Regions from separate parts of the Homo sapiens genome. Here region 2 is linked to region 1. A link is an interaction called in ENCODE POLR2A ChIA-PET data of the cell type or tissue named here. Cell type or tissue: Panc1. All regions are shown on one strand. Links, peaks and the distances in the headings refer to the core of each region. The heading gives the core; the rest is flanking DNA. Region 1 overlaps GMDS-DT (GMDS divergent transcript). Region 2 overlaps GMDS (GDP-mannose 4,6-dehydratase).

Region 1 (9,553 bases), core at 938-8,937:
ACTAGTCAGGAAAGATAGAAGAAATCAGGACGCTGGTTTTTGCGAGGTGAAGAAAATTTAACATTAGGAAGCCAGGAATCAAATAGGAGACCAGCCACGTGTTAAATACGGCTCTCCCTTAAAGCACCAGGACAGGGGAGCGGCGGGGACGGTCTTAGGGAAAAGCCGGGCCAGGATCGAATTGTGTGGTGGCTGGCTTGGCCCTTGGCTGGCACAGTGCTGGCTCGCCTCCTAGGCCATTCAATCTATCTTCATTTCTCTGGCAGTTGACATTTGCCTGCAACAAGGCATTCCTAAAATGATACGATCCAAGAATGTCTTTTATTTACGTTATGATATTCAACACAGACCTCGTTTCTTAATTCACATAAGTAAAGACACCGTAAACGTCTCATTTTAGCATAAAGCAATATTCTGTGCCCTGATCAAAGACAGTAACTGTTGGGTTCCTTTTGCCTGGTTCATTTCAATGCAATGTATTCCTTCAGAGACTAAGTCGTTTCATTTCTAAAAGAAATAATACTAAGATAAGAGCAGGCAGTGAGCCTATGGCTTCCACCAGGAACTGGCTGTCAAAGGTAGAATAAACATCTAATGATTAAATGTTCCTTCTGAAAGGATCAGTAACAATTAGGTAGTGACCACTTTATTTGTGTAATTGAGTTACTTTCCTTTGTGACGCACTTTATTTTATTTTTATTTTTTTTTTTTTTGAGACAGGGTTTCACTCTGTCTCCCAAGCTGGAGTGCACTGGCACAATCGCAGCTCACTGCAACCCCTGCCTCCTGGGTTCAAGCAATTCTCGTGCCTCAGCCTCCAGAGTAGCTGAGACTAAAGGCGTGTGCCACCACGCCTGGCTAATTTTTGTATTTTTAGTAGAGATGGGGGGTCTCACCATGTTGGCCAGGCTAGTCTCGAACTCCTGACCTCAAGTCATTCACCCACCTCGGCCTCCCAAAGTGCTGGGATTACAGGCGTGGGTCACCGCACCCAGACTCCTTTGTGACACTTTAATTTGGTTTTGGAAACTGCAGAATATCTGAATTCTTTATTTGAAAACATTTTAAATCTACTTTTCCTTCAATTTGGGGAAACTTTTCCTACCCAAATTAGATAGGCATATCTATTTATGCATAATTCCTAGATATTGCAGATGCTGAAAAAATTTAGTGAAATTAGGAGCTTTTTTAGCTCAAAGTGAAATATTGTCATGATATTAGTTCCCCTGCCCACTCACGTCCCTTACTTTCCATAGTCCTTATTTTCCAAATCAGAAAACAATGTGTCTGTCACACACTAATGTTTTATCAGGAGAGCCGGTCACCACTTTTCTGGCTGTGTTTTTGTTTTGTTTTTGAGACGGAGTCTCACTCTGTTGCCAGGCTGGAGTGCAATGGCACGATCTTGGCTCACTGCAGCCTCTGCCTCCTGAGTTCAAGCTATTCTCCTGCCTCACCCTCCCGAGTAGCTGTGATTACAGGCCGGCGCCACCACATCCAGCTAATTTTTGTATTTTTAGTAGAGACGGGGTTTCACCATGTTGGCTAGGATGGTCTCGATCTCTTGACCTCATGATCTGCCCGCCTCGGCCTCCCAAAGTGCTGGGATTACAGGCGTGAGCCACGGCACCCGGCCTGGCTGTGTTTTTGTGTGTGTGTGTCAGAACCTCATTCGCTCCATCAGCTATGTCCCTAACTTAATTGATTCCTTAACATGTCTCAACCATTCACGCTGGCATATACCTGCGTGTGTGATGTATGGATCCCAATGCATTTTTGCCATGTAGACAAAAATTGGGGTCTTATCTATTTGATGTGCTTGTGCTGAAGGTTCACTGGCCACAAGCTGGGCCACATTGCTCAGTTTTTCCACTGACTAAAGCTATCGGGAAGGCCATTCACACTGGTTCTGTTTGAAGCGTGGAACAAGATACTATAATTTCAGTTCAACCGAGCATGGCCAGAGTAGATGTACATTCCTCAGAGTGCAGGAAGGGCATCCAGCCAGGGGTACATGCAGAGTGGGGGCTCTGTCTAACTTGCCTGGCCACCTCACTGGGCCTCGCCCTCCCACCTTTTAGTTAGTAGTGAGCTCTTGCTTGATTGAGCCTGCTACCTTACTCCAGTGCAGCCCATTGAGAAGCAGGAGGGGCAGATGTGCTGGGTCGCTCCATCATTTAGTCTTTTATTCAAGGAGTACTATTGAAGGCCTACCATGTGCCAGCCACAGTAGGCTCCAGGGACCCCACAGTGAGCAAAACAGACTTGGACCCAGCCTCAGTGACTCCTGCAGTTTAATAGGGAAGATGGACACTAAAAAGCATCAGGATCCATGCCTTGATAAAGCAGTGTGGTTCTAAGCACACAGCACTGAGAGACTAGTGATTCTGCAGTTCTTCCGTGGTGCTAAATTCTCAAGTCCTCCTGACCCCTGAGATGCAAAATAATCTATTTTTTTCTGCAATACTGGATAAATCATGAAGAACTTCAGCAGGAGTGAAGCCCACTTGTGATGGGGCTGTCTTTTCCAGTATCTAGGGCTCTAGGTATAAATTCTAGTCTTGTTTAGCATTCTGTCCTTCTACGGACTTGATGAGTAATACTGCTTTACATGTCTGCAGTGAGTTCTAGTCTCAAAATCAAGCCCATCTACTGAGGCAATCGCTTGACACCTTTCTCTTTATTTTTTTGGAAATGAGCAGGATACTAACTAACCAACTAAGTAATTATCCATTTGTTCTTCACAGCCGTCCTGCAAGGTAGACAAGGCCTGGACTGTTTTCTAGATAAGGAAATGGAAGTTTCAAGGATAGGCAACTCGCTCAAATCTATACAGCGGGGAAGCTGGGGCCTAGGTCTCCACTCAATCAATCCTTCTCTGCTTGAATCACATGTCGGATTTTATTAGAGTGACTGCATGTTTGTAAAACTTGGTCATTTTTCTGCCCTTGTTTTTAATGAGGTTGAACAAGAAAAGACCAAAGGACAAATTAAAGCATAAGCATTTAAATATAAATTTATTTTTTTACATCACCTGAGAAAAAGAGGAAAGAAACATCCTGTTCCCTCCATGGACAGAAACATAGCCTCTTTATAGCTAAAACACTATGAGTTCCTGTCAGTTCATTTCCCCCTGCGACTCATAATGACTTATTTCGAAGCTACTTTATGTTGTTGTTGTTACAGGCAGGACCGTGAGACGTGTACTTGAGTCACCGTGACATCTTCCTGTCTCGTTTTCGTTTGTTTCAGTTTGGTTTTGCCTTGTTTTTTTTTTTTTTTTTTTTTTTGCAAGTTCTATCGCAAACACATATACTGAGGCAGAAAGTTAAATTAAGATCTAATGCAGTTATCTCAAAATTAAGGAACCAGTCAAAGCAGTAATCTTTAATGTGAGTACAGTAAAGTCAGCAAACAAATAAAATGGGCCAAAAGCCCCCTGCCAGCCCCTTGCACCCATTAGGTTCTATTTATGTGCCTCATGCCCTGTAGAAGACAGTGCTGGCATTGAGCAAATGTCTAGGAAAAGCTGTTAAGTCTCACAGATGTACAAATTATGTTAGCTGATTTCCCAATGCTTCTTTAACACACTATAAATAAACTATCCTAACTGGTTTTTGTAAATAACTTTGCGATAGGTCACTTGTGAAATGAATTCACTACTTGTCCTATCTCAGAAGGTGACTGGGAAATTAAATAAAATGATATATTTATGTTTACCATGTATTTGTTTTTATTTATCATCCTAGTCATTACTATTATCAACTTAATATAACAGGTCAGATAACTTCTCTAATGATATTTTTAGCACTGATCAATTAAAATACTTTATATGGGCTTTTGTATTTATGCTTTGGTGATACCAACCCTTTATAGGTTGGCAAAACTGTATGGCTTATTAGATTGTTGGTTAGTTTGCACATGTTTACAAAAATCCGCTAAGACTCAGGAATGCCCTTTTATTCTTTTTTCATAACTCTGCCCATTTTTTTCAGTACCTCTACAAACGCACAAACCTTATTAAGGTATATCTTCTCCAAGTTCCCTAGCAGAGAGTAGGTGCTCCATAAACACTGCAAGAAGAGGGGGACAATCTTACCTAAGTATCCCATACCTCTACCGTTGTGAAGAAAAAATGTAAGTGAAACCAGTTGCCTCACAGGTGTGAAGAATTCCCTAGGGTCACATGCATTTAAAAGAGGCCTTCCTCTTGAGGGCACTGTGTAACACCCACAGGGACAATTCTAACATGGAATCATCAAGACCAGCCCTAGAAATAATGGATCAGAAGTCAAGTCTGGGAAACACTGCATATGCCAACCTTCTCCAAGTCACAATAAAGGCTCTGAGAAGTCCCACAGAAACAAACCTGTTTAACAGTCCTTAAAAACTGAGTTGACTTTAGAACTTTCTCTCCTTCCTCTTTCCTCTCTCCCTCCTTTCCTCCCTTCCCTCTTTCCTTCCTTCTTTCCTTCTTTTCCTCCTTCCCTGATTCTTTCCTTCCTCCCTTTTTCCCTCTGTCTCCTACTTTCTTTCTATTTTCAGGGCACCTTAAAGACTAGTTGAGGAACACTATTATGGTAATTCTAAACTAACAAACACGACTTGTCAAATGGAGAAGGGAGACATTTTTATACTGTACAGCCTTCCTAGCACCTCTCAGAAATTCCCATGCAGGTGTGAAGCAGGACAGTACTCAGCTCATGGGGTGTGAGGGCTGTTAGTGCATGCACAATGCCGAGAGGGCACCACACACAGAGGAAGTGCTCCATAAATATGTGCTATCACCATCATCATCATTATTAATTATGGTATCCACCAGGGATTGGTCCCAGGGCCCCCCTTGGCTACCAAAATGCATGGATGCTCATGTCCTTGATATAAAATGGTATTTGCATATAACCTACACACATCCTCCTGTATACTTCAAATCATCTCAAGTCCTTATAACACCTAATATAATGTAAATGCTATATGAGTGGTTTTATAGTGCATTCTTTTAATTTGTGTTGTTTTTATTGTTGTGTTGTTATTTTTTATTGTTTTTTTTTCTGAATATTTGTCATCCATGGTTAGTTGAATTCATGGATACACAGAGCAACTGGACTAAAGTTAACCTTGGACTAGTCCTGAGTGAACCTCTGAAATGTTAACTGGAGTATATGTTCAGAACACGCTTCTTGGTGGCAAATATTTTTGAATCAACAAATGAACCAGCTTCTCCTGGGGCAGGCTATTTTTAACATGTTTTAAAATGACCTCTCACTGTTCCGTGGGTGGGTGGGCAGCTGTTTGCAATTACAGCCATCTATGTGGTCCACAGGTATGCCAGCGCTGGGGAATCTGGCTTTTTGTGAAATGTTTTTAAGTAACTTGCTGCCACACTGCACTCAGCAGCCAAACCACACCAAATGGAAATGTACTAAAAGAGATGGGCCGAGCAAAGCGCTCCCTGAAAAACAGACAAGTGACTCATGCTCATAAAATATCACTACCATGGTGACTCTTCAAACACGCTGCCCCGTCCTCGGAGGGGCGCGCATGGCATTTCTGCCAACCGTTTATTGGCCTATTGTTGAGAATGATGGTTTTTTCACAGTGGCTTCTTACTTCTTTATTGGCAAGGCCAGAAGACACGTTGGTGCTGAAGACAGGCCTTCTCAGCTCCGGGAGGAAGAAAACCTCCTTCCCGGACTGCTGCAAACTTCTAAACAAAAGCCTGCAGCCAATTGCACTGTAGCAACCACCAGCAAGGGTGTGAGTGGGTTTTTTGTTGGTGGTGTTCTGAGGCATTGAAATGAAGCAAATAGTCACATGAAGGATTTCTGGAAAATACACGCTCTTTTCATCCTTTCAAAAGCTGTCAAGCCTTAGAATACGGAAATGGCAGTTTGGAAAGCTCCTTATTTGGAAAGAGTTAACCCCACGTCCCTCCAGGCTACCTGCTCCCATCAGGGTTCTTCAGCTGCTCACCCCTGACTGGCTGTGCCTGCTTTTCCCCATCCGGCTGTGAGTGGGCACACACGTGTGGTGTGTGTGTGCACATGTGTACATGTGTGGTGGATACATGTGGTATGGTGTGTGTGTACGTGTTAGTTGTGTATATGGGGGGGTTGTGTGTGCAGTCTGTTGTGGAGTGTGTGGGATGTCAGCGTGTGTTGGGTGTGTGTGCTGAGTGTGTGTATATTTGTATATGTGTGTGTAATGCATTGGGTTGGTGTGTGTGTTGGGTATATTTGGAGGTTTGTGTGTGGTGTGTAGAGGGTGTGTGGTGTGTATATGTGCTGGGTGTGTGTGTGTTGGGTGTGGGTATGTGTGTTTATATGTGTATGTGTGTTTGGTGTGTTGAGTTTGTGTGTGGTGTGGTGCATGTGTTGGGGATATAGTGGAGGTTTAGAGTTTGTGGGGAGGGGTTGAGTGTGTGTGGTGTGTGGAGTCTGTGTGGTGTCAATGTGTTTTGGATGTGTACATATGTGTATGTGTGTGTGGTGTGTTGGATTTGGATGTGCTGTGTGTGTGTTGGGTGTAGGGGAGGTTGTATATGTGTTATGTGTATAACAAGGGACAAATGCTCTTAGCACAAACAGGAAAGATTTCTACCCCACAAAAAAATTCATTTTTATGCCACGTCCTGTGGTCATTGCCAGAGCCAAAGCTTCATACTTATTCCACGATGCAGGAGACACTCTCCACCTGCCCTGATGACACCTGGGGCGTCATACGGCCTACAAATCAACGAGAAGTTGCCAACTGGTTTTTCTGCATTTTATATTATGCTATAGTGGTGGCGGCCAAATATTCGAATAGACTATCTTCATTTTGTTTTACTACCTCTTTCTAACTCGTCCATAATCATCACATTGGAACAAAGGAGGAAGTCAAGAAGAAAGGACAAGTAGGAACATAAGAGAGAAGACGGAAAGGGGAACAGAGAAACAGAGAGACGGCACACCGGGAGACGTTCAGCAGGGCTGCTCAGCGTGGCCTGCACGCGCCCTGGAGGAGGAACGCCCTCGCACCTCCCGGAAACCCAGAACAATTGCCCGAGTGTATCTGAGGATCCATGAATTAACGGTCCCAGAACTGTCATCACCCTCTCACTAACACGCTCTCACCTGTGACATGTTGGCTGGCCCGGGTTTGCAGGTTCAAAGCCGGCTTTGTATACCCACTCCCTCACCATTCCCTTGTGAAATGTGTTCAATTTTCCCCACACGCACACTTCTACGTAATTGTTGCATGTTCTTGTGCTTAATGAGAATAGCATAATACTCAGGTAAAGAAGCCCCAGGTGTTCTGGAACAGTGGTGTTTCAGACAAGAGCTTTGAGGGGGGAGGAGGCACAAACATGGATGTCATCCTTTAGACACTGCACTCAAATTCACAACCTTCCTTCAATCTCAATTGTCCTTGAGATCAAATCAAATTATTACTATTGTTAAACAGGTGACTAGCTTAAATGGCAGCAGCAAGCAGTGCGAGGAGGGCTTGCAGTTGTGCTGATTTCCCCCATAAAATGCTGTACTAAATAAACTTTCAACCTCCATTTCCATCTGTCTAGGGATTTTCAACAAATTCAATAGATTCATTCACAGAATGCTACAGCCAGAAGGGACTTTAGTGATCATCTGGTGCAAATACCTCAGGCCCAAATGTATAAAATGACTTGTCCAGAGGACCTTAGCAGGTTGCATGGAACCAGGCCAGGAATTGAAATCATGCTCTCTGCACCCAGTTTCCACAGGCTCCCATCAAGGATACCAGCGCACACAGGACAGAGAGCCAGCTGGTTCAGGACTGTCTTACCATGGGGACATGGGGAGCCATGCTTTAACACAGACTTCATTAAATTAGGTAATTTCACGTGAACTGGTTTGCAAACACCCACCTCCCAGCACTTTCTTGTGCCAGCTCCAGGAAAGAGACTGTGCTTGGTTTGTCATGAGCAAGGATGCACACAGCCATTAAGCAGGTTTAACCCAACAGACCTCACTCTTAATACATTCCTTCTAAAATAAACCCTTTGCAGAATAAGATATTCTTTCCATACTCCACTGAGGGCATTTGTATCTAATTGGTCTAGATGAGGAAAGAGGAGAAAGTATCATTAAAGAATATTCTGAGACTTGAAATTAGGTATTTTTTTAACTCCTGTGAAATATATATGTATGACTTTGTCTCACCATAAAAAGAAATATGAGAGCTAAGTTTCCTTCTTTGGGGAAAAGGAGAAATAGGCCAATATATTACAAGCTCAGAGCATGAAAGAGTTTGGCAAATACAGACTGGTCTGTCTGCTTTTACTTTTGAGACTGTGTAGGAACAAGGTGGGTAGGAAAGCGAAACTTCTTCTCCTGTACTAAGAAAACATGGAATTTAATGTCAATAAATGTCCAGCAACGAACTATCCCAGAGATGCTATCTCGACATTCTAACATGGAACCCAGGCCAAAAACATAAATAGCTGAAAGTCAGAGTGTGCAAATCACTCAGATGTATGCGGCCAATGTATCCATAGACATCTTCATTTTTCCATTCCTCAAAAGTTTTAAGAATGTACCTGGGCACATGCTCTGTATCCTGCCTGGAAGTTTCCTCCTATCCTCTTGGCTTATCTAACTCCTACACATACGCAAAGTCTCAGCTCAAACATGATTTCTTCCCAGGTGCTTCTTCTGTTCCCGACTTCCCCTATTGTGGGATCCCATGATGTCTGCCGCATCTCACCTCACTTAAGTAAAGCCATCCATCCTGCTAAGCTTATGTGAGGGGAGTAAGTGTGTTTTTCCATTCACAACTGTCCCCCAGCAATTATTCCCTTTTGTCTTAATCTGCTTTGTGCAGCTACAACAAAATACCTGAGACTAGATAATTTATGAAGAACAGAAATTTATTTGTCACAGTTCCAGAGGCTGGGAAGTCCAAGATCCAGGTGCCAGCATGTGGTGAGGGCCTACCTGCTGCATCTTCACATAGCTGAAGGCAGAAGGAACAAAAAGACACAGACTCCCTCCATCAAGCCCTTTTACAAGGGTGCCTAATCCCATTCATGAAAGAGGACCCTTCATGGCCTGATCACCTCTTAAATGTCCCACCTCTTTATACTATCACATTGGCAACACCTTTATTTTGGAGGGGACATTTTCACACCATAGCACCTCTAACTTTATGTCAGTGCTAAATACTTAGCATCTAGTAGTGTGAAGTGGTCTAAGTTGCTCCAGAAACATAATTTATAATCAGTAAATCGATCCTGAGTTATCTGAATGCCTACCCCATTACCAAGTACTGTCCCTTGATATAATCAATGCTTGCTTCTGCATTGGGCTTTATGAGGGTATTAGTGTCAAAAAGTACTACCTTAATTGCAATGAGCTAATAAAAGAATAGAGCTTATCCTGTCAATCAGGGGTCAGTAAGCTTTTTCTGTAAAGGGCCAGATAGTAAATACTTTAGACTTTGCAGGCTTTTTGGCTTTTGTCACATTTACCTGATGGCTGATGTGGTGTGAAAGCAGCCATAGACTAAATATGAATAAGTAGACATGGCTGTC
Region 2 (9,553 bases), core at 1,169-9,168, 270 kb after region 1:
ATGAAAAGATCAAGTTAGTACATCACCCATCCACATGTATCAAATTCTTATGCTAATGAAGTCAGTGTAAGGATCTGTTTAGATTTAGGAGTTGTCCTTCAATCAATTATGTCACCACATCGGGCATTCAGTCAGGGCCTAAGGTTGATGTTTATAAAGTACTTGAAAATTACTAGATAAAAGTATCTAAAGAAAAGAGAGCTGTCTTCATCATCATCAGTGTTATGGATTGCTTTAGATGGTATACATGTTATTACAAGGTTTTCTTTTTCTGAATCTCATTCTTGCAGAACACATCTTACAACCACCTGGAGCCCTAAGATATGTTATTGTATAACATGTTCGTGATACTGTGCTTTAAAAAACATTTTTCTGAGTTTACCACCAAAATCTTTTACAGACATAGGCATTATGTAGCTATCTTTCTATTATTTAGGTAAAGGTGACAGTTATATTCTGCTACTCCAGAACCATCAGTACAGCATTTCCATTTTGACCCTGGTTTTCAGACTTTCCAAATATGCATTTCAATTTTGATGTTTTTAAAAATTGAGCTTATGTTGCTTTTCTCTATCTAATGGGATGTTTTTGTATCCTGAAGACATGAAGTTGCACTATGGCGATCTCACTGACAGTACCTGCCTTGTGAAGATCATTAATGAAGTAAAGCCCACAGAGATCTACAACCTTGGAGCCCAGAGCCACGTCAAAGTAAGCATTTTCATTGGGATTTCTCTGGCCGTGTTTCTGTGGCGTTCTGTATTTTACTTGTGTCTGCTGCTTCTCAGTGTAGTAATATAATCACTGGTCTTAGTCTTCAAGTTGAATTGTCAGTGTTAGTTTAAGTATTAATCCTAATTGAAGTACTCATAGATTTTTTAAAAGTCTCTTGTCTGTTATTAAACAATATAATAAAACCTTACCACTAATATTGGAATAGCAGTATTTGTTTATTTTGGGTTGTTCCCTGTAGCCATGAGGCCCATGGATGTGTTTTCTGCCATTTCAAATAACAGATTGTGAATTAAATGTTTTGTTAAAATGTTGGAAGATGTAACTAAGTAAAACCTTTATGTTAATATCAATTTTTGGTAGCGGCTAAATTACTGGCTGAGAGAATATTTTTGAGTCCCAATAATATGTTAAAATTAGCTGAATTAACTTTTTAATTGTGAATGGTAAAAATCATTGGAAGAAAGCTTTTTAGTCTCCCTCCTCCTCAGTGTGATATAGCCAGTGTGGATTTTCCCCTCTATTCGCATTCTGGAAGGAATCACGGTAAACATCACAGGCCCATCCTTAGGGTTCTAGTGGTCTGCTTAATTCAAGTTTTTGTTGCCGTGTCCTCCTGCTCACATGAATAAGTGAAATCTGAAGCCATGAATGATAGGAGTTCTATTTAGATACTTGTTCAGACAGGATGGTTAGTGGACCTGAGAAATAAAAGCAAGTAACTCTTAAGTTATAAAAGCCCCTCAAAAGTCCAGAAAATGTATGAGGTTTTTTTTTGTTTGTTTGTTTGTTTGTTTGTTTTGCTATTTAATGAACAAGTACAGGAGTCTTATTTCAGAAAGTTTTTCTTAGGTGATTGGCTATTTTTCTGTATCCCCATGTTTGCATAGAATGGAAGCTAAATGCCTATTCTATATACCTCTGCTTGTTTAAGGAAGAAATCATGAACTAGATAAAATGAAACCAAGTGGAGAACATGGTGAGAGAAACATAGCAATAAACTCAATCTTATAACTGATTGCCAGTCTTCATTATATGTATTTCTTTCAAATGTTAACCTTGAAGGATGGCTACATATCGATGAATGATGATACCTCATATCTGCCTGTGCTGTCTATGAAGAAACATTTTTCTTTTCTTAATCTGTGATGATTCTGTTCTATATCCAGACTTTCACCAAAGTCTGTGAAAGGTATCAGGGTCTTTAGGTTACAGCTTAGCTATTTTTCTAAATGATTCTCCATGTGTTTTTTCATTTTGGAAAGTCTCTTATGCATACTGTGTGCTTGAGAAATTACATCCCTTCTTTCCTATAGAGAAGCGGTGACTTTTTATCATTCCAGGAATGAAGACTTTATTTTTCCCTAATTGAGGTAGTCAGTCTATCTTCCACATTATAAGTCATCTGGCTGCTTCTTGACCTTCCTGACCAGCCATGAGAGTATCTTCCAGACAAAACAGAATGTTTTGGAATGAACATTCTGTTATTCAGTTTCCTTTAGATTAAGAAGTTTCCTTTGTAATCATAGATAGTTTATCACCTCTAGGAGCTGAAAATTGTAATGAAAGATGCAGAAAATTTTTATAAAGGTTTATTTATAGAAGACCTTCCCCTTGTCATTTAGTATTAAATGGGCTGATTCTTTCCTTTCCCCAAAACATATTTATAGTTCAGAAATATGTTATAGTTGGTTTTCTTAGTTGTAGTGATCATGATAGTGTTTTGTTATCGTTCTGGTGTGGTTGTACTGTAAGTAATAGAAATCATAGGCTATTGAGTTGGTTCCCTCTACATTGCTACACATGTGAAGTTTATCTTTTTTTATGGTATTTTGGCTGCTTTTCTTAATGGTTAGTTAATGGGCGGAAATGGCACTCTTCAGTGAGAATTTTGGTTTGTAAGGTCATTTAATCTTCCAACAAATATTTGTTGAGTGCATACCTCATGCAAGGTGTCATGCATGGTACAGTACGAAAAGCTGTGTCAGATACACCTCTGCTGTGGGGGTTTCAACTCTAGGAGGGGTGATTGGCACAAGTGTCTGACTCTTTAGAGGAGGGTAAGAGAGAACTTCCGTCTGGGGGTAGATGGATAGTGCGAGGCGGAACCGACACTGGCTCTGGTGTTGAGGTATAGAGAGGACAGTTACAGAGTTACAGACGTAGCGGGAAACTAATAGTTGAAACGGGGGTAATAATATGAGGCAAAGAGAAGTGGGAAAACTTGGTACATGTTTGCAGCATCATGAGCATTCGAGATGAGCTGAGCAGAACCAGTATGAGGAGAAGTGTGAGGTAAGGTCAGGTAGGAAGCTGGGCTGTGCCTGGGCAGCTACCCATGTTTTGAACGGGGGAAGATATATTCAGTGATGACTTCTAGAGGTAAGAGTCTAGAGGTAGGGCTTAAGAAGAGCTAGGAAGTTGCTGGATGAGGATGGTGTCACTAGAAATGGGGGTGGGAGTGAGGAATGAAACAGGATGCCAGGTGGGGCTGATTTCTCTATGCACTGATGTGGTCACTAGAGAAGAGGGAAACCCAGGGCTCCAGTGCCCAGGGGACCAGAAGGTCAATAGAACCAGTACTAGAAACCGACATTCAAGGAGGAACTTTTGGAGTGGGGTTGGAGAAATAAGTTCCCTTTTGGAAACATTTTACTGGCGTTACTTGAAGGACATTCAAGGGAAGCAGGCTATAAGGTAGCTTCAAATATGCTGTGAGTTTTGAGAGAGATCTAGGGTACAGAGCTGTATATTCAGCTCTTGAGGTCTTAAAGATGCCAAGTAGTAACTGGAGAAAGACGGGTAGAGGACTGAAGATTGAATCTTGGAAACAGGTTGATAGTGAGAGGGTGGGATGAGGACAAGTAGGGCTGATGACTGAAGTGGAGGAGGCAGAGGGTGGGATTGTGCCATGGCAGTCAAGAAATTGGGTCATTGCAAGCAAGAGGGGATGAGGCTAGGAGAATGAGGACCAGGAAAAGTCACCGGCCTTGCCAGTTAGGCCAGCGAGGATTTGTGACGTTTTAAAGAAACATTTTAGTGATGTGACAGAAGAACTTGGCCAGCGTGCAAGGGGTTTAGAAGTTGAGAGGTTATAAGGGAAATGCAAATTGAATGCATTTTTTTCCAGAAATTTTTATGTAGAGGGACAAGAGAGAATATGATGGGTAAAGCTTGTAGCATCATTTGTGGGTTGCCAGGCCTCTCTTCAGAATCCTTGATTCTTTAGGTCTAGGGTGGGGTCTTCGAACTTGCATTTTTAGGGTGTGTCCAGATGATGCTGTCCCTGGTCTGGGAACCGCACTTTGAGAACCCTTGTTCTAGTGTTTCAGGTTTCTTGGTTTATCCAAATAGAATATGTTCCTTAAATGCTTTCTTCTTAGACCTTTGCCTTTAATATATAGGTTTTTGAGTTTGATGTAAAATAATCCTATTACTTACTAGTTAATGACTTAATGAGCTTTTAAAGCCCAAAACTACGTCTGCAGTCAGGAGTTATAAGAATGGAAAGCGAATATGATATATGTTTGTATCAAAGTTCTTGATATTCAGAAACCTCTTTTTCTGAATTGTACATAGTCTGAGATAATAAATACTTCTCAAGTACTTAGTATGAACAGCTCCTCTTAGAATGTCCTTCGAAATCCCTGTTCCATACCACTGTTTATGCTGTGATCTGTGGACAGGCTTCGTCATGGCCAGAGCGGGCGTGGGGAAGGGGCCTGGGATGATGGCGCCATGTGATCACAGACTGCTCATCTGTCAGGTTGCTGGCAGCATGCTGCTGTGTTCCCTCACCTCTCCAGGGCTCTCCATGGTGGGTTGCAATTGTTTGTTTGTTTTCTAGTAGCTTGTTAGGGAAGGAATTAGGATGAAAAAATACATATTTTGTTTCTTATAGTTAATTTCTCTATATTAATCAGCTTTGTAGAATTTATTGTATTCATAGATATATTTAGACAAAAAAAGTTACTTCTGACAGTGTAATGTTTGCCATAAGATTAATTAAATTTCTTGTTATTTGGTTTGGTGTCCTTTTGAAAAAAGGTCCTAATATTAGCACACATTTGCATTTAATTTTGCACCCGTGACTTCTAGACTGGGTGTTGTTTGTGTTGGCTTCTGTTTGTATGGAATAAAGTCTCCTACCGCTCTCACTTCCAGTTAACTTGATGTGGGCTAGGGTATGCTAAAAGTAAGGAAAATAAAATAATAGGAAGTTGCTCTGGTTTCCTGTAGGAAACCAGCGAAGATGAAATTGGTTCTTGGAATAAACCCACAGAAGTCTGGGAAATACTGACTGAAGACATTTTTCTGAATCATAAACAGAAAAATTATGACTCATGAAGTAGGTCATTGAAAGGCTGGTTTGATCTTATGTGGGAGAAAGTGAGAGATGACTGAAATGTACTAGTTATTAAAAGAAGTTAAACCTAGCATGATGACATCATCCAAGTAGGAACAAATTATCCAATGCGTAGTCCTGCCCATTTGATGGAGAAAATGTTTTAGGAAACTGCTTTTTTTGTTGTGGTTGTGCGGTTGGTTGGTTTGTGTATTTTTTGCTGTGTAAGTAATAGTGTTGCTTAATTGTTTAACTTTAATTGCTGTCCGGATTTTCGATTCGTCCCCCATGTCTTGGAGCTTCTTTAATAATCTTAATGTCATTTTCAAAGTAGTGGTGTTGGTGAGATCTTTCTACAGTGAACCTAGTGCAGTATTTCTTTCCTTTGCCTCACAATGCCATGTTGGAATTGCCTTGATTTTTCTCAAAGAAACAACAGTTATTCCATTGTGGAATGTGTCTTTAGTGGAGACAGAAAGTCACTTAGTCTTTTTTTTAGTTTTGAAAAGGATTTTCAAATTCTTTCTCAGCGTTACAAACCATGAGTGTGTCTTTCTTTCACTTTCTCTTACTCAGATTGAATAACCCATACTTTCTACTCCTTTTCTAACCCTTTAAATATCTGTATTACTTTCCTTTTCAAGTCTCTGTGTAAGTTATTTGTTTAATTTTGTTTCAGGACTGCTAGGAGGCATGAGTGCCTGGGAGGTACACTGGGTCATGACCATGTGGCAGGAGCTGAGATTTCCTCACAGAGTTGTGCGGGACAAGTTAGCAGATTCTGACTGTGGAAGCCCCAGGGGGTTGAGTCTGAACACTCCTCCACGTGGGACTTCAAGCTTGGGATGCCAGTCAGGAGGCAGAGTTGACTGTGAGTCAAGGGGCCAGTGCGTTAGTGACCTGGCACGAAGTTAGAATCTAGGAGGGATGAGACAGAAAAGCTAGTTAAAGGAATGGAGGTGGGAATAAAAATAGCCATAGGAATTAAATCTGTGGCCCCTGGGAAAGGGCCCAAGAAACTGAATTACCTAAGCTAAAGAACTGTCATCTCCAGTGACATTTTCCTGGTGGTTCTGAGAGTTGAAATCCGTACCTTAATAGCTGACCCCCATATTCGTCCCCAGGAAGCCTGAACCTCTTGGGGCTGTTCTAATTGAGGGAGGGGGGTGGGTGAACAAATACATTGGGAGAATTGCATTATGGGGGGGAAGGGCGGTTGGTGAAAGGTGGGAGTCTATAGTTGAACATCTGGTTAGTGCCTGGCTAACCCAATTATAGAACAAAACAAAATTGCAACAGCGTGGCCCTTTACCGTGTAATTACAGTAAGGATAGGGGGTAGCCTATTAAAAACCCAGAGCAAACAGCAGAGAGGGACTGTTCTTCTGTGTTCTTGCTCATTCATTTATTTATTTTGGACCCTGGGGAGCCTGACAGGGAGGTGTGAGTAGAGCAGGAAAGTAAGGAGCAGGCAGGGAGCGTAGCTATTGCTGTTAGAAGGAAAGAGAAGCTGTTAGAACATCCTGAAATGTGGATGAGGGCCTGGCCTGTGGCCCATACAATTGCATGTTAGCATTCAGTAAGTTAACATGTGTGAATACAGCCATCGGCCCTTTACAGGCCCTGTGCCCAGAGGATGCAGCGGGGAGACATTATGTCCACTACTGGAACAGACGACTGCCATGGGGCAGAAGAGAGGAATGTTCTCACAAGAAACTATGGTCCAGGCAAGGTTATCAAATCAGGGGTGCATATCACGGTTCCTGGGACACACTCTAAAACTTCATATCCAGGTCCACACCAGACCCTGGGTCTTGGACTTTTCTGTGGCTTAAAATCCTGGTCACGTCACATGCTCACTACATGACCCTAAGAGGGCACTTAGCCTTTTTATGCTTCTGTTTTTCTCATCCATGCAGCAAGCACCTGCCTTAGGCTGTGTTTCCTTAAGATGTGATTCTACCTGTGGGCCTATGTATGTGGACTTGACTGTAACTCTTTTTCCCTAGATATCTACTTGTCTCATTCCCTTAACTACACTCGAACTTAAGCATCAGCTTCTCCGTGAGGCCCCCTGACCATCCTGTCTCCAATAATATCTCTCCTGGGATTGGACCCTCACCACCCCAAGTCCTGATGAAGGAGGCAAGCAGTGAATGCAGTGGGCATGGGGGAAAGGAAATATGCATTGGCCGCTGTGTGTCCTCCTTCACTTCAGTCCCAGTGTGCTGCCTGCTCACAGTTCAGTCTAACTTGAGGCAAATTATCTAGAGAAATGGATGGGCTCAGGTTACATAGTCAACATATCCGTCTTTGCTGTTTCTGCCTGGGACTGAGGCCTGTCATTTGCCTTAGCTGCTGTTCGAAATGATTGCAAGAATGTCTTCCTCATTCAAATAACTGTATTTCCTGCCACCAAAATGTTAACTTGTTATGATGTATTCTAAAGGAAAAAGTGATGTTTTGGATCCTTTGTTTTTTAATAAATGGGCTCTAGAATTCTAAAGTGGCAAAGATTTTGGCACAGAGCCAGCTCAAGCACTTATTTCACAGGTGCCCACCTGGACGTGCGGTTCATAAGCAGCCACACGCTACCTAGTCTCCAGCCCAGATATGATGCCACTCAGTCTTCCTGTCACACTACTAAGCTGAGAATACCGAGGTGGGCAGTATCGTTGAACTGTGAGGGGAAGATACCGCAGGACTCTGATACTTTATATCGGACCTCTTGTCATTCCCACTGTTTACTACGGTGAAATGAAGTTTTGGTGCATTTGAGTTTGAGTTTAAAACATTGTTCTTTCCTTGCTGGAGGGAACTGGTTTTAATTAATACCATATGAAAGAGTATTTGAATAGCTAGAAGATCCCCAAATTCAACAATGCCAGGTGCAATGTTAGCACATCAGTGATACTAACATAAAATTAATATATATAATATATACAGACAACAGAAATCCACGGTACTAACTCATCAGGAATGATAATCATCTTTTTGGTTAGGGTAGTACAATTTAATTCAATATAAAATTTAAAATTTTGAATATCTACACCATGGTGGTTTGTAAGTTAGCTTCCCTAAAAGCTATGGGAGGCAAATAATATTTGCTACAATTTCTTAATGAAGACGTTGTTAGAATGAGCAGCTTGTTCCTATTCATACAATTATTTTTAAATGAAATTGTCAAGTCAGTTATATAAGTATAATGTGAATTAACCTATTTTCTAAGATCTAAAAATAAATATTTCTGCTTTAGCACTGAAAATACATTTTTGTCCATATATTAGTATACACAAACTGTAACTTCATATTGGGTCTCTGAAGATAACTTATTTTGCTTAGTATATTTATGAATCGATATAGTTTATTATGATGTTATATGAGTTTTAAAACTCATTGTTTTCTTGTCTTATGTAATTTTTAGATGTGCTCAGAGCAACATAAATCACTCTAGTTTGTTAGCAAATTATGAATGTTCAAATAATAAAGATTCCTTATGAGCAGAATGCTTTACTTGTTAAAGAGCAGTGAGTACTTTGAAAGCCTGAGGATTAATAAGGTATGTTTGCATTTAGACCTAATATCCCTGCATACTATAGTGCCTTTTGTGTCTAGAAGAATTAGCTCTCTTACAGGTACAGTGAGTAGGTGCTTGGAGCAAAGACTGGATACTTTTAATCTCTGTGAATAGGTGATGTGGATGGAACAAACCTCTACGGTCAAGTAATGTTACGGTTTTGTTTGTTTTTGTTCTACAAGCTCCCATTTCTTTCTGATCAGTCCTGTTGTCCCTTCACCTGTGTGGACACAGCCCCCGTGATAACTTAATACAGTTTGTAACCACTTTTATTTGTTACAGCGCAAAATTGCAATACGAAACCTTTTTCATTTTATAATTTCATGTTTAGGTTTATAATGAATAAACACCACGATTGTAAATATGACTAGTTTATTCCCATGGTTCTTAGGAAGAAGTTGAGCATGTTTGACTTTGTATTCATCAGGGTAGGCAGGAGTGTATGCTGTTGGTGGGTGCCTGTGTGTCATCTGGCTCAGATTCTTCTTGGAAGCCTGTTGTAGATTTGAGCAATTGAATTCAAATCTAAAACCACTTAAAAAGTCCTTTATAGTCCATTAAGAATTTATATGAGAGAGAACACTCTATGAAAGTTCTCCTCTCCCTGTTCAAACAGATTGTTCTGTTTTATTAGAGCTAGGTGGTATTGTAATTTTGATAACAGCTAATAATGTTTGGAATTTTGCTCATAATTAATTAGTGGACCACACAAAGCTATGCTTGTTGGGTTTTTCACCCTTAATGTGTTTATAAATAGTGGCTTGTTTACTAAATAAAATCCAGAGTAGCATTATTTTAGTATTGCAACATTATTTTATATATATTAAGCTAAAATTAATACAAATAGCTAAATGAACATATTTACCACAATATTAATTTCTAGATGCTATTTATAAAAAT

The links. ChIA-PET counts read pairs that join two places held together with the same protein. Peaks named below come from ENCODE experiments on the same cell type or tissue, not always from the same donor. Only the 100,000 strongest peaks of a DNase experiment are listed, where the experiment ranks them.
Region 2: POLR2A ChIA-PET joins it to region 1 with 34 read pairs; 2 of 35 experiments call an interaction of 5 or more read pairs at or near these places.

Annotation. Positions count from the first base shown.
Region 1 is chr6:2,373,089-2,382,641 of GRCh38, reverse strand. All of the region lies in intron 4 of GMDS-DT (GMDS divergent transcript), which reads right to left. Among named protein-coding and RNA genes, the nearest start is that of GMDS-DT, 130 kb to the right of the region's middle. In Panc1, for the core only: no CTCF peak of the experiment used is centred there; a DNase peak (open chromatin) is centred at 5,451.
Region 2 is chr6:2,106,929-2,116,481 of GRCh38, reverse strand. GMDS (GDP-mannose 4,6-dehydratase) reads left to right here. Exons shown (of 11, transcript NM_001500.4): 4 at 602-711. Among named protein-coding and RNA genes, the nearest start is that of GMDS, 130 kb to the left of the region's middle. In Panc1, for the core only: no CTCF peak of the experiment used is centred there; a DNase peak (open chromatin) is centred at 5,091.